3 separate regions of the Homo sapiens genome follow, and regions 2 and 3 are each linked to region 1. The links are chromatin contacts, found by Hi-C or POLR2A ChIA-PET in ENCODE. All regions are on one chromosome and are shown on one strand. Each heading gives the region's core, a stretch centred on a gene start or an enhancer-like site at or near the end of the contact. The rest is flanking DNA. Distances are from core to core; before and after follow the strand shown. Region 1 holds the start of PBX2 (PBX homeobox 2). Region 2 holds the start of VPS52 (VPS52 subunit of GARP complex). Region 3 holds the start of KIFC1 (kinesin family member C1).

Evidence for each region. A loop is a pair of places that touch in the nucleus more often than their neighbours do. ChIA-PET counts read pairs that join two places held with the same protein, here RNA polymerase II (POLR2A). Pooled maps may share reads with other maps.
Region 2: a loop to region 1 is called in a map of naive thymus-derived CD4-positive, alpha-beta T cell, with 4 times the contacts of the local background. The contact joins the promoter of VPS52 here to the promoter of PBX2 in region 1. A Hi-C loop is called at or near these places in 2 of 168 maps with a recorded cell type or tissue (chondrocyte and naive thymus-derived CD4-positive, alpha-beta T cell), 2 of 37 single-sample maps with no recorded cell type and 20 of 50 pooled maps. POLR2A ChIA-PET finds 5 or more read pairs at or near these places in 5 of 52 experiments (B cell, CD4-positive, alpha-beta T cell, MCF 10A and 2 more).
Region 3: a loop to region 1 is called in a pooled map, with 8 times the contacts of the local background. The contact joins the promoter of KIFC1 here to the promoter of PBX2 in region 1. A Hi-C loop is called at or near these places in 1 of 37 single-sample maps with no recorded cell type and 8 of 50 pooled maps. POLR2A ChIA-PET finds 5 or more read pairs at or near these places in 1 of 52 experiments (MCF 10A).

Annotation. Positions count from the first base shown.
Region 1 is chr6:32,188,765-32,191,553 of GRCh38, forward strand. It overlaps PBX2 (PBX homeobox 2), which reads right to left and starts at 1,438. Exons shown (of 9, transcript NM_002586.5): 1 at 931-1,438; 2 at 1-32. The coding sequence starts at 1,151. It overlaps GPSM3 (G protein signaling modulator 3), which reads right to left. Exons shown (of 4, transcript NM_001276501.2): 4 at 2,002-2,739. The coding sequence ends at 2,602. RefSeq lists enhancers at 1-72, 1,225-1,793 and a silencer at 2,180-2,358.
Region 2 is chr6:33,270,626-33,273,467 of GRCh38, forward strand. VPS52 (VPS52 subunit of GARP complex) reads right to left here and starts at 1,251. Exons shown (of 20, transcript NM_022553.6): 1 at 961-1,251. The coding sequence starts at 1,050. RPS18 (ribosomal protein S18) reads left to right here and starts at 1,450. Exons shown (of 6, transcript NM_022551.3): 1 at 1,450-1,497; 2 at 2,003-2,101. The coding sequence starts at 1,495.
Region 3 is chr6:33,390,312-33,393,207 of GRCh38, forward strand. It overlaps KIFC1 (kinesin family member C1), which reads left to right and starts at 1,512. Exons shown (of 11, transcript NM_002263.4): 1 at 1,512-1,686. The coding sequence starts at 1,675.

The DNA of each region.
Region 1 (2,789 bases), core at 188-2,687:
GCTTCATTCGGTGGCAGTTTAGGGCGTGTTTCCTTGGGAGGAGTGGGAGTGGGGAAAGAGAAAAGTTGAGGAGCTAGAGAAACAGAGCAGGGGGCCTGAGAACAAGGAGGGAGGAGGGTCAGTCTGCGGAGGGAGGAAGCGGATTGGGGGTGGAATGAGTTGGGGGTGGAATGAGGAGTTCTTGGGAAAAGATCAGCTCCCAGAGCATGGGGAAGCTCCTCAGCTTCAGGGAGACACAGGGAAGATGCAGGCAGCAGGTTAAAGGCTGCGGGCTTTGGGAGATGGTCTAGAAAGGTAGGAGGAGGAATCTGGGAGTGGATGGAGAAAGGAAAGTGACTTGGTAGGTTTCAGAGGGAGAGAGACAGAGGCTGGGGTTGAGAAGAGTCAGAGTTTGAGGTGGCAGAGTGGGGCTGGGGGTGCCGAGCTAACTGGGGAGATCAGTGTAGGGTGTGTGAAGGGGTCCTGGGGCTGAGCAGGTGGGAGGCTTTGATGCACCTAGTGTCTGGCTGAGCAGTGGAGAGGAGCTTTAGGGGCTCTGGAGAGGGTGTGGAGGTCTCCACATCTGGAGAGAATGAGGGGGCTGGGTGGAGAGTTAGGGGAGAAGATAACGTAGCCCAAGAACAGTTTCTTAGTCTGGGAGCCAGAGGGGGCTCCCGGGGATGGGGCTGTTCCAGGAGACTGCAGGGGTCGGCAAAAGGTTAGGAGTGGGGAGCCGGGCCACCGGGGGTTCCCTCTGTGAAGGTTTCAGGGCCTGGGGGTGAAGGGAGGTTTGAGAGGGATCACTTTTCTATGGGCTCCCAGGAATAAGGAGAGAAGAGAGCTGTTGGATCCTGGAGAGGGCCCTGGAGTTGGGGGGGGCTCCCAGAAGATTCAGAACATGTGAACGGGGTTTGCTGGGTCTGTGTGGGGTCCCGGAGTGGGGGCACTCACTTGGCCTGGGCCTCGTCCAGGCTCTGGTCGGTGATGGTCATTATCTGCTGCAGAATGTCCCCGATGTCTTGCTTCCCTCGGCCTCCCGGGACCCCCCCGCTACCCCCACCGGGGTCTCCGCCACCGGGAGGCTCGCCAGGGCCCCCAGGCTCCCCACTCACCAATCCCAGGCCCCCCCGGCCCCCGCCTGGAGGGGGCGGCCCCAGTAGCCGTTCGTCCATAGCTGGGGGGGGGCCCTGAGGCCCCCTCCCTGCTCCGCCCCTCCCCCCGCCTGGTTACTTCTCCCCCCAAACTCGCTGGGGCCGCTGCTCCCTCCGCCCCAACCCCCGCCCGTCTGCCCCCGGCTCCCGGCTCCCCCGGGGGTTCACCCCGGCACTGAAGGGAGACCTGGGATACCGGCTGGGCCCCCCACAGGAGACCCCGGCCCCCGGCGGCGGAGAAAATGGAGCCGGAGAGAGAGAGGAGGCCCAAGCGGGGGTGTGTGTGAGAGAGAGGGAGGAGGGAGGAGGGAGAAGGGGGGGGAGCGAGGGAGGGAGGCTGGGGGAGGGGAGCCGGAGAGGAAGAGGAGGGGAGAAGAGAGGAGGAACAGGGAGGAGCTGGGGGCGGAGAGAGAGACACAGAAACAGAGGAACTGAGACCTAGTGGAGGAGGGGAGAGGGAAGAGGGGATGAGGGGAGGAGACGGGCCATCTGAAAGATATGGGAAAGCCCCCTGGCTGGACTTCCGCGGCCTAGGAGTGGGGCTGTGTTGGCGGCTGGGGGCGTCTGTCACCTGGGTCCTGAATCAGGGATCTAAGCGATGTGGACTCAGGCCGCTGGAATGCCTGGGTTCACCGGCAGCTCAGTTCATATTTCTTGTTCTAATGACTCCCCTCCCTGTTCTACTTAATTAAAACCGAAGAGGGGGGCTGGGGGAGATAATTAGGGAGGTCTCCAGCCGCTGCTTAATGAGCCAGTAATTAACCAGCCGGGGAGGGGAGCTGGCCTCTGGCCAGACTGGGGAGAGAAAAGGCCTCTGGCCTCACCTTCCTACCTTTCACCCCGCCTGGGCCCCCCAGATACCAGTCTGCAGTCCAGAGGGGAATTATATTTATTCACACAACCAAAACATCAGACAGACTCAGCAGCAGTGGGGAGGGAGGGTGGGCAGGGCTGAAGGTCCATTCACAGCCCGTAAACCCCTCAGTCTCAGGGATCGGGGGTGCTGGTAGTGGGACTGGGAGAATAGTCTTAATCTCTCAGGTGCCCACCCACCTTCCCTTCTTACTGGGAGGAAGGGTAGAGCTGTCTCTCAGGTTATAACCTCTCAGGTGGAGGCCTGAGCCCTCAGACCCTACTGCCTAGTAGCTTGACAACTGGTGGTGTCCCCACAAGTTAGGGAAAAGACTCCCAGCCACTCCTTGAGATGGGTGCCTGGGATCCCCCTTACTGCCTCAAGCTCCCATGGACCTGTGGGCGGGGAGTTAAATCCCTGTTCCATCTCGCCTGTTCCCAGAGTTTGAGGACTTTCACCCTGTCCAGTTCCCAGGGAAGGTGATGTGGGAGATGAATATTGAGATTTGTGCCGTGTCTTTCAGTCTCTGGTACCCCTGCCAAGCAAGAGTTGAGGGCATGCAATGGGCTGCCCAGCTTTGAGACCAGTGGCAAGGAAGGGCTGGTTGGGGCTCAAGTCTCAGCAGGTGTGTGTGGGGGGCCGGGACCTTTGCTCCTCCATTCGACCCCCACCCTGAACTCTCAGCAGCAACTCCAGGAGCTCTTGCCCCCCTGGAGGGAGGGGAGGCTCTGACCGCTGGGCTTCCATCCGCTGGCACTGGAGGAGTGGAGGGAGAGGGAGAGCTTTGGTGAGGGTCTGAGAGGAGG
Region 2 (2,842 bases), core at 1-2,500, 1.1 Mb after region 1:
TAAAGAAAACAAAAAAAGGTAAAAGACAAGACAGTGCAGTGGAGGCCGGACGCAGTGGCTCACGCCTGTAATCCCAGCACTTTGGGAGGCCGAGGTGGGAAGATCACGAGGTCAGGAGATCGAGACCATCCTGGCTAACACAGTGAAACCCCGTCTCTACTAAAAAATACAAAAAATTAGCCGGGCGCGGTGGCGGGCGCCTGTAGTCCCAGCTACTTGGGAGGTTGAGGCAGGAGAATGGCGTGAACCCGGAAGGTGGAGCTTGCAGTGAGCCAAGATCGCGCCACTGCACTCCAGCCTGGGCGACAGAGCAAGACTCCGTCTCAAAAAAAAAAAAAAAAAAAAAAAAGTGCAGTGGAGATGACCGAATGAGGAAAGCTAGGAATTGCAGAGGATAGAGCAGAACTTGCACTTAAATTTAAGACCCTCAGACTCCTGCCATCTTGGGTGTTCTATCACACCTCTGGGGAACCCCAGGCTTTCTAGAAATGTCAAAACACATAGTGTTTACCTGCATGCCAGGTGCAATCTTACACATATTCATCTAATCCTAACGACGATGTATACAATAGGTTCTATCTTCCTCACCTTAAAGGTGTGAGAAATGATGGCACAGAGAAGCTGGTTAACTTGCCCAAGGGCACACAGCGTGTAAGTGGCAGAGATAGAACTCAGGCAGTCTGGCTTCAGAGGCCATGTTCTTAACCTTTACACTATACTACTTCGTGACTCTACCCCAAAATGTGGAGTGAAGTTGAAATTTTGTGCCCCAGAACATGAGTTTCAGCCACTAGGGTCCCGCTCAGGGTCGGGTCTGATCACAGGGAAGGGTACGGGGAGCCAAACAGGTAATATCACGGGTAGCAGCCAAGTTCCCACCCTTGTGCCTAAACCCAGCTCAGGTCTTTCTGAAGCTAGGAGCACCGGAACTACGGAGGAGAAACAGCTCCGCGCTCTCACCAGCGGGCCCTCTTCCTCCTCCATATCTGAGGTCCCAGCCCGCAACACCAGTTCCCGGGCCGCAGCCGCCATGGTCGCAGCGGCGGCCATTCCCCGCAGCCTCACTTCCGGCAACTGTCAGTCCCGGCGAGTCCGTTCCCCGGAGTGGAGCTACAAGTCCCAAAGGGTCTTCCTCAGCGCGAAATCGTTCCCAGATATTTGAGTTAAGTTGTTTGACTCCAGCTGTCCCCTTTCAGCTCTAACCACTTCACCCAACTGCAAATGGAAATATGGAAGTCTGAAACACAAACTAGCCCCGGAACCTTCGCTGTTCTCTTACCTATGAACCTTACGAACTGTAAAGAAAGGCGCACCGGAAGTTGTGGTACCCAAGCCATACTCTCATAAATCCAGCCAGGTCGCGCTGAAACAGTTTCCGGAAGCACTTCTCCTAGATCGCACCGCCTCTTCCTCCTGGAAGCTATATAATGATATCGCGTCACTTCCGCTCTCTCTTCCACAGGAGGCCTACACGCCGCCGCTTGTGCTGCAGCCATGGTAAGACTGGAATCCGTGCCGTGATCCAGCGGCATCGCAGCTCGGGCAAGGAAAGCCGGCTGTCAGGGTTCTGGAAACGTCCTGCCCTGAGGGCCTGCGACTTTCTGTATGGAGCCTTGGATCGCGTCCCTGGAAAGGGACACCAAAGATTTCCAATTCCGGAGAGCGGGCCCGAGGAAGGGTCACTGCTCGGGCGCACGAAAGCTGTCTAAGGCTTGGGCGTATATGGGGAACTCTGGCTTTTGCCACGCACTTTTGGGAATGGGCAGGAGACCTGCTTCCTCTCTCCAGAGGTTGCATTTTCCCAAGCTTGAACGCTTCATGTGCCTACTCTGCAGGACTGAGGAGTTTGCTCTGTGGTGTGAAAACCTAAGGAATGGGGGGCGGGTGTCTTGCCACTTGTGTGACAGGCTTAACCTTTTTGTATGAAGTTCGTTTGCCTTATCGGCCTTACTGTTTGATAGTTTACTGTGTCTGATTTCTTCCCCCGTACTTTTTCAACTAGTCTCTAGTGATCCCTGAAAAGTTCCAGCATATTTTGCGAGTACTCAACACCAACATCGATGGGCGGCGGAAAATAGCCTTTGCCATCACTGCCATTAAGGTAAGTGAAGTAGGGTAAGGAATAGGGAATGTAAATGAGAATTGGGTTGTGAAGACATAAGCAAAAATGAAGCAAGGCTGGGGAGACTTGAGTCTCATCCAGATCACCTTGACTGCTGGATTAAGAAAAGAAAGTGGTTTAGGGAGAGACTGACCCCTTTAGCATTTACCACAGAAAATAAGTGATTAAAGCCAAGATAGTGGTCTAAGGTCAAGCCAAAACATTTCACCTGGGGAAGTGGGGAGGAGGTATGGTTGCTCACCCGAATTCGCTAAGATTTTCCTGAACCACGAGCTTGTGAGATTTCTTCTAGATTCGGTTTCTTTACCCATCCCACCATCATAACAGCAACCCTTCCTGCGAAATTTATATTCCCTGAGAATTGGAGGATTATTGGGCATCTTGAGGGATAAGTAGAAATACCAACAGATAAAAAGTGTGAAGAAGCCTGTAGATGGAGGGTGGAAGAAGTCTGAGTGGGACATTTACTCAGATGAGCCATAATTGACACTCCTTTCCTGTCGAAGTGTGAAGGAGTACATCCATCTTTCTTTGGCTTTTAAGAATCGAATCAATGAATGCAAGAATATTATTTCACTTGAGTATTTCTCTCCACAAACCTAATGAATTCTTGGCTTTCTAGATACATAACGTTCTTTTTTTTTCCCTTAAGTCAGAATGTGTAGTTAGTTGTGGAAATAGCCTACCAGTATGTGTCCATGCGTGCAGGGCTAGGCCTGT
Region 3 (2,896 bases), core at 262-2,761, 1.2 Mb after region 1:
CATTTTCCCCCTTTAATCTGCTAATGGGTCTATATTTCTCCATTCCATTTAAATTTTTTTTTAATTTGATAAATATCTTTTGCTATATGTTTCTTCTCAGGTCTCCCTTCTCAGTTATCCCCCTTTACCTTCCATTGTTGGTTTTCTCTAGTTTCTTCCTTTTCTTTTTACTGTGTTCTCTTCAAGCTCTTGCTTTTTGGAGTTTTCCCAGGATATCAAAGGTTGGGGGGATGGCAACATGGTTTTCAGACAGTGTGTCTCCCCACAATCTGCTTCTCTCTACAAGCTTGTTTGAAGCCAAGTTAAAGCAATGGATAGAAGACGGCAGCGCGGGTGTCAGACCTGCCAATTTCCAACTGCACACCAAATCCCCGAACATATGCTTGAGGCCCCTGCCTTTCGGTTTCATAAATAAAACCCTGTCCTGACTACCTCCAGGATTGGATGGAAACTCGGATGAGTAAATATGGTAGAACGACTTTGCAAACTAGCACCCTATTCACACGTAAGGGGTTGCTCTTGTCACCGAGACTGTTAGAGGCAACGTGAGTTAACAGAAATAGCTTGGATTTTGAAGCTAATGGAATCTAGATCCATTCCTAACCAGCAGTGTGACCTTATTGTGTAATCTTTCTGAACCTGTCTCCATCCATCTCTACAAAGAATGTGGCACAATGTAGGAACTCAGTGAATTTTCGTGATTAAAAGACGAGATAATACAGGTGCACAATCTGCAAAACATAAAATACTCCATAAATGGAAGCAGTAAATCTTCCCCGAGCTCGAGACTCCAAAGGCCCTGAGCCCAGTACCAGTAACAGCACCCAGGTAAGTAGGCTGGCTGAGAGAAGAGGGCTATAAAGAAAAGTTCTTTCCTGAGCTTTGAATCCCCACTGTCAGGCTTCAATGGAGCGCAAAAATTCCTAAATTTGGTGAGAAATGGCAACATTACCAGGGAATGAACAGACCAGGCCACTCACATCCACGTGAGGGCTCCAGGAGCCACTTCCGGGCCCAGTCAACCACGACCAGGAGAGGCAGCGCTGGAGCCTCAATCACGTCGACGGAAAACAAGTGCGCTCCCTACTGCAGTCACCAGGAGGCGCTAGTCCCGCCTGTCTCCCGGCACGGGTCCTCGTTTGCGCACGCGTCATTTCTTTCCTCCAGCGTCCCCGCCCCTTCTCCTCCGGCCGCCACCAGTTTCGCTTGGCCAGTTGCGTTCGTGCGGCGACGTCCACGCATTTTCTGACGTAGCGAGCGACGGCGGGGAGCCGAGCGGAAGTCCAGCACTATTGCCGCTAGAGGAGGGGAGGGGTGAGAAGCATAAGTGGCACCGGAAGTGGAATTAATCCGCCTACCTCTCCTGCGCCTGCGAAACAGAAAAGACAAGGCGCCTGTCGGGCGGGGTGTGGCTTCGGGTGGCGGAGAACGCTGCGATTGGCCCTCGGCTGTGGCGACAGCGACGATTGGTCCCTGCGTGCAGAGCGCGGTGAGAGTGGGTGGTGGCCGTTGGAATTCAAAAGTGGCGGGTGTGGCGCGGGGCTGGTAGCGGCCGGAGCCGTGCGAGTTCTCTACCCTGCTTCGCGAGCGGGCGAGAGAACGCGAGTCCCAGGATCCCCGGCACCCAGTTCTCTTCCACTGCATTCCCCCGGCGCGTGTGGGACCGAGGTGGACATGGATCCGCAGGTGAGTAGGGGCGGCGCAGGTGTCCTGCCCTGGGGATGGGGACGAAGGCTGACCGCTCCGATGCTGTCGCGCCCCCGGCTCCCGGTCGGCCTTTGTCATGTCTACCGGGAGAGCGAAGGTCCGTGCGCCCCCGCACAAGTGGAAAGGGGCGGAGGCAGGAGTGGAGACGGCTTAGAGCACCCGGGGAGGTCGGAAGGCACGTCTGTCTGCCCTCCCCTAGCTTCAAGTTTCTGGAGCCCCTCCCTTAACTTTCATGTCTCCGAGATTTCTCATTTCGAATTCTCAGGCTCGTCTGACACATTTCCACTTCTTTATTCCTACTCAGGGTGTGATTGCAGTGTGTAAGAAGGGAGAGTTCTGATATGACTTCTTCCTTTTGGGGACATGGTGTCTGAGGCCACATCCTTGCTGAGGTCCTTTTGTGTTAATCGCCTCTCCTTATCACTGCTGCTTCGGAGTGTAGGAAAGGGAGAAGGAGAGTAGGGTAATCTGGGCCAAAAGACTTCTCATTCTCTCTCTCCTTTCCCAAATTGTGCAGATTCCTGCCCAATGAAACTGATTGATTTAGTTCTTTCTCTTAAATGGTGCCCTGCTGCACCCCACAACCATATGCAGCTTCCTGTCTCCAGTGAAGAGAGATGAATGTGTGTGACAGCTGGAGTGTACTTATCTCTGGTGCCAGGAAAGGTCTGCCTGAATCCTTTGTTTACTAGTATTTCACGTTCAGGTTTCCCTGAAGTTAGGATTCAGCCTTAAGAGAGATTCTTTCTCTCGTGACAACCAGAGAGCAGAGTAGTATTATGTGACAGTAAGAAGTAGTAAAAGCCTTCTCAGATCTATTAATCAAGTATTTATTGAGCACCTACTACATGCTAGGCGTGGTTGTAGGTACTTAGGATGCAGCAGTGAACAAGGGACAAATCGTTGCCATCGTGGAGCTGCCATTCTATGGGGATACAGACAATAAATGTAATAAATGAATTATATAACTGCCAGAAGGCCGTAAGTGCTGTGGAGAAAAGGAGAAATTCAAGGTTGAGGACATAGGGGAGGCCAACTGGCGGGTTAGAGTATTAAATAGGGTGGTCTCAGTAACCCCCATGGAAAAGATGAGTTGAATAAAGACTTGAAGGAAGTGAGGGAGACAGACAAGCAGATAGTGAGGGAAGAACATTTCAGGCAGAGGGAATCTGCTAGAGCAGAGTCCCTA